Regions from separate parts of the Homo sapiens genome. Here region 2 is linked to region 1. A link is a loop called in an ENCODE intact Hi-C map of the cell type or tissue named here. Cell type or tissue: heart right ventricle. All regions are shown on one strand. Each heading gives the region's core, and the rest is flanking DNA. Links, peaks and the distances in the headings are about the cores only.

The links. Hi-C counts contacts between places; a loop is a spot of excess contacts. Peaks named below come from ENCODE experiments on the same cell type or tissue, not always from the same donor. Only the 100,000 strongest peaks of a DNase experiment are listed, where the experiment ranks them.
Region 2: it touches region 1 in a loop (2.3-fold over the local background); 1 of 110 quality-filtered maps calls a loop at or near these places.

What each region holds. Positions count from the first base shown.
Region 1 is chr11:74,233,662-74,236,586 of GRCh38, reverse strand. It overlaps PPME1 (protein phosphatase methylesterase 1), which reads right to left. Exons shown (of 14, transcript NM_016147.3): 8 at 621-686. Among named protein-coding and RNA genes, the nearest start is that of PPME1, 64 kb to the right of the region's middle. In heart right ventricle, for the core only: no CTCF peak of the experiment used is centred there; no DNase peak of the experiment used is centred there.
Region 2 is chr11:74,153,463-74,156,387 of GRCh38, reverse strand. The region is part of intron 3 of C2CD3 (C2 domain containing 3 centriole elongation regulator); the gene reads left to right. Among named protein-coding and RNA genes, the nearest start is that of C2CD3, 16 kb to the left of the region's middle. In heart right ventricle, for the core only: no CTCF peak of the experiment used is centred there; no DNase peak of the experiment used is centred there; H3K27ac peaks cover 536 bases.

The sequences.
Region 1 (2,925 bases), core at 127-2,626:
TGCATATAAAATACCTTGCACAGTGCCTGGCAAATAGTAAGCACTCAAAGCCATTATCATTTTCATCTAACTTCTGTCTGTTCTGTTGGGCAACATTTTCTCAATTCATCTAAAGTTTATTTTGTGACTATACAGCAATACCCAGAATGCCATGTAATTCTATCAGGAAAGATCAATTGGGCTAAATAATCTTAGCTCACTCTTAGAATCTGGCTTTCACTCAGGCTATGCCAGAGCTTTTTTATTATAATTCCCTCACAGCCAGGTTTGGCTTAGAAGGAGACTGTTACTAGAATGAAACTCAGCTGCTATCACTAAGGTTAACATAATTTGTAATGTCTATGCTCTGGGATTTGCTTTTTAACACGCAGAGTTTTGCTAAGGTAATCCAGTATTAAATGAGGAGGAAAAAAAAGAAAGGGAAGGAAAGGAAGGAGAGAAAGGAAGGCAGGCGAAAGAAAATCTATGTCTGTCCCAACTGAACTCACCTTTAAAATTATTTAAAATAATAAAGGCATTTACCGGAATGGTAGAATTGGTGTAAGACAAAAGAAGCAATCTGTAATTCCCTCACCATGTTTCCGCCTCTAACCAGACCAAGGGGGAAGAGTAAGACCTACTGTTTGACTTGGCCAACCATTGAGACACGGGCAGACTCCAGATTTCGAATCTGGCCACTCTTCACACTGGGAAAGAAAAGAAAGGAAGAGAGAAGGTTATTCAGTATCTATTGTATCACATCATTGGAATCAAATAAATAATTCTACAGATTATGTGAGACCTAATAAAAAGTAGTGATCACCAGTGTTTCTTACTATAGAGATTGCCACTATTACTCACCTGGCTACATGGTTTTATAAGTAAAAATTAAGTAAAAACATCATAGCCATTTCAGTTCTGCAGATATTTATCAAGAGGATACTAGGTGCCAGGCCTGTATTCAAAAAGCACATAATTCGGTAGGGAGAAAAAGACACATATAATGTTAATATAATGAGGCAAGGTTCAAAGAAAGCACTTGAACATGAATGAGGAGGTCAGAGAAAGCTCCCCAGAGGTCACAGCTAAACTGAGGAGTATAGATAACAAGTTTAACCAGAAAATAAAAGAGGTTGGTTAGAGCATTCTAGGCAGAGGGCACATTATGTACAAAGGTGCTGTGATGTGAAAGTCGGCAGGATAATGATTTTAGAGAACTGGGTGCAAGGAGAAGCAGGGAGGAGATAAAAGGGGAGCGTGACAGAATAGGATTGGAAGGCAGGCGCCAGCTTCTCCAGGGCCTTGTGTGCCGTGCTACAGGGCTTAGGCTATCTGAATAAATTAGTCTTCTCACATTTGTCCACCTAAGTACAACTAAGGCAGAGCAAAATGACTGCATTCCCAGGGTGAACTGGAAACACTGCCTGAAGCAAGCCACTAGGAGAAAGCACTTCTTTAAATCTCATTTCTTAGTTTAAAAAATCATTCAAAATTTTAAAGCCCCTCTCCTCAGATAATGACATGATTTCTTACTTTAATGGTAAACCGAGGCAATCAGAACTATTACCTCATCTTTTAACTACCAAATGAATCCACAAATTCACCAATACTTGTAATAATATACTCTGCCTTGATGCCTGTTTAATACATGAAATATCTATTCCTATCAAGGCCAACCTTGGGCACTAGTTCCCATCCCCTCTTGCTTCTGAAAAGATACTCTTTCTTTCAGTTATCCTGTCTCTCTTCTGTGTCACTTTTTTTCTCTCGTGGATGTCACAAGCATACTCCATTATCCAGCCTTTAAAAACATTCCCAATGCCACATTCACTACTACCTATTACTCCATTTCTCTGCTCTCCTATACAGCAAAGCTCCTCAAAAGAGTTATCTTGCTTTCTCTACTTTGTCACCTCTCATCCTTTCCCCAACTTATATATGATTTTTATATCCCATTTATTTTCAGATATTTATTTTGTCAAGGTCACCTCTATCATGCCAATTCCAATGGTCATTTCTTGGTCCTCATCTTACTTGATCTCTCTGCAGCATCCGACACAGTTATTCTCTCCCTCCTTCTACAAACACTTAATATACTCACCTGGTTTTCCTTTTATCTCATCAACTGTGCCTTTTCAGTTTCTTTGTTGGATCTTCCTCTTCTTCCCAAGCTCTAAATATTGTGGAATATCCCAAGACTCAGTCTTGGATCTTTTTCCTATCAATATCAAGTTCCTAGGTCTTTACATTCAATCTTTCACTTTTAAATATTAACTATGTGATGACGATTCTCCAATTTATCTCTAGTTCAGCCTCTTCTAACTAGTATATACAACTGCCTACTTAACATTTCTACTTACATATGTAATAAGCATTTGAGTTTATCCAAACAAAACTGATTCTCTGCCCCTTATTTGCTCCCATATCTACCTCTTTCTGTTTCTACCATTCACCCAATTGCTTGGGCTAAAAACCTAGAAGTCATCCTTAAGTCCCTTCCTGCCCTTCCCCGTCTCTCTCCCAACATCCAATCCATAAACCAGTCCTGTCAGTTCTACCTCGAAAATACATTAAAAAATGACTCTCTTCCTCTGTTGCCATCCTCGTCTATGTTTACCATTATTACTCTCCTTTACTATAACAGTCTCCTAACCAACTTCACACCTCATTCCCCACTTCTTCTATTTGATTTTCCTCAGAACAGCCAGAGTGGTGTAACCAAGATGCAAATTTGTATCTGTCTGACCTCAAAGCCCAGGTTTCCCCTAACTTTTTTGTTTTGTTTCGAGACAAGGTCTCACTCTGTTGTTCAGGCTGAAGTGCAGTGGCATGATCATAGCTCACTATAACCTTGAACTTCTGGGCTCAAATGATCCTCCCACCTCAGCCTCCTGAGTAGCTGGGACTATAGGCACATGCTACCACACCCAGCTAATTAAAAAAATA
Region 2 (2,925 bases), core at 247-2,746, 80 kb after region 1:
TGGGCTCCAGCAATCCTCCTACCTCAGCCTCCCTAGTAGTGGGGACTACAGGCACACACCACCACCCCCAGCTAAGTTTTTGTTGTTTTTTTGTTTGTTAATTTGTTTGTTTTTTGAGACGGAGTCTTGCTCGGTCACCAGGCTGGAGTGCAGTGGTGCGATCTCAGCTCACTGCAACCTCCACCTCCTGGGTTCAAGTGATTCCCCTGCCTCAGCCTCCTAAGTAGCTGGGACTACAGGCGTGCACCACCATGCCCAGCTAATTTTTTGTATTTTAGTAGAGACAGGGTTTTGCTGTGTTGGTCAGGATGGTCTCAATCTCCTGACCTCATGATCTGCCCACCTCGGCCTCCCAAAGTGCTGGGATTACAGGCATGACCCACTGCACCTGGCCAGTTTTTGGATTTTTTGTAGACACAGGGTTTTGCCATGTTGTCCAGGCTGGTCTGGAACTCCTGAGCTCCAGCAATCTTCCCATGTCAGCCTCCCAAAGTGCTGGAATTACAGCTGTGAGCCACCACACCCAGCCAATTCACCCTTTTAAAGTGCACAATTCAGTGGTTTTTACAATCATCACTGCTATTAAATCTAGAACATTTTTCACCCCAAAAAGAAACACTGTACCCAATACAGCCACTCCTTGTTTCTCTCTGCCCCCGCCCTTGACAACTACTAACCTACTTTCTGTCTCTGTGTATTTGCCTGTTCTGGACATTTTATACAGATGGAATAATATATGTGGCCTTTTGCGATTGGCTTTTTTCATTTAACATAATGTTTCTAAGTTTCATCCATGTTATAGCATGTATCAGAAGTGCATCCCTTTTTGTGGATGAATAATACTTGACGATATGGATATATCCCATTCTAAAGTTGATAGACATTTGGATTGTTTTGACTTTTTGACTATTATTAATAATGTTGCTATTAGCATTCATATATAAGTTCTTTTGTGAACATATGCTTTCCGTTCTCTTGGGTATATGCCTACAAGTGGAATTGCTGGGCCATATGGTAACTCTATTTTTAACTTTTTAAGGAACTGCCAGACTATTTTCCAGAATGCCTGTACCATTTTTTGTTCATATTTAAATGTCAATTCATACAATAATATTTGTGTATTTTTTATTTGCAGTCATTGGATTTGTTGAAGAATTGTTTTTAATAGAGCAGTGGAGACTTTTGTCAAATTTTGAATGACTGAGGAGTACAGAAATAAGTAGTGGTTACAGTGAAGAAATAGAAGCTATAATTAAAGATTTGTTTCCTCTCTTGTTCCACTATCTTGGAGCCTGTGGAGGCCTGCCAGGAACAGGACTCTTAAAGGCAAATATGTCTAGAAGGCTGCTGTCAAAGACCATTTTTGCTGGCTATAAGCAGGGTCTCTGGAACCATTGGGAACCACAGCTGTTCTTAAAATTGAAGGTGTTTATGCTTCACCAGCTCTTGCTATGGTCACTCTTTTAAATTTTTGCCATTCTAATGAGTATGTACTGATATCTAATTGAGATTTTCATTTGTATTTCCTGATGACTAACATGTTGAGTATTTTTTCATGGGCTTTTTGGCTATTCTTTTATCTTCTTCAGGAGTTCACAGACTGCAACCCCCAAGCCAAATCTGGCTCATCACCTATATTTGTAAATAGTTGTATTAGGACGCAGCCACACCCATTCATTTATATATGGTCTATGTGGCTTTTATGCCAAACAGCAGAGTTGAGTAATGAGACCATATGGCATGCAAAGCCTAATATATTAGCTCTCTGGCCTATTCATAGGAAAATGTATCAACCCCCGATACTTTCTGTGGATTGTTTGTTCAAGTTTTTTGCCCATTTAAAAAATAAGCTTATCTTTTTTAGTTTTGAGAGCTTTTTAACATTAGGGCTATAAGTATTTATTCATTCATTCATTCATTCATTCATTTATATTCCCAGCCTTTGGCTTCTCTCTTTCTTTTCTTTTTTAATAAGTAGAGACTTTGGGCCAAACTTGAGGACTACAACTCAGAAGCATAGATTTAAGTTGCCCTGAATATATACTCCCTTTGTTTAATTTTTTTCTTCTTTTATTTTCATGATTGTGTCTTTTGAAAAACAGAAGTTTTTCTTTCAATGAAATCAGGTTTATCGATCTTACCTTTATTTTGAGCCACCGTGCCCAGCCATCAATCTTACCTTTTATGGTTTATGTTTTTTATAAACTCAGGCCTACCTAAGAAATCTTCCCCTAATCCAAGTTTGCAAAGATTTTCTCCACTGTTTTCCCCTAATATTTTTATAGTTTTGGCTTTTAGTTTTAGGTATAATTCATGTCTGATTAATTTTGGGGTATACTGTAGTGTGAAATAAGGTCAGGATTTTTTTTTTCTATAATTGTATCTTCTTGTTCTGTCACTATTTATTGAAAAGATTGCCCTTTCCCACCCCATTAAATTTTGTTTGAATATAATCAATTGATTATATATATGTGAGTCTATTTCTAGACTCCTTTCTGTTTCATTGATCTGTATTTCTTTTTGTTTTTAATGGAATTCTTGTTGCAGATTAGAATTTCTGTCCTTAGGATAGCAACACTGTATTACTGCAGCTTTATTGTAAACCTTGAAATAAGATACTCTGAGCCCTCTAATTTTGTTCTTATTGAAAATTTTTGTCCATTTTAAGTTCTTCACATTTCCTTATAAATATTAGAATCAGCTTGTTGATTTCCATAAAAAATATCTGCTGGGATTTTTGTTGATACTGTACAATATACAGATAAAATTCAGAGAATTAAGTTCTTAGCAATATTGAGTCTTCCAATCCATGAACATGGTATATTTCTCCATTTGTTTGGCTCTTTAATTTTTTTTCTACAATCTTTTATACTTAGCATCATGCAGGCTTGCATATACTTTGATTTATCCCAAAGTATTCATGCT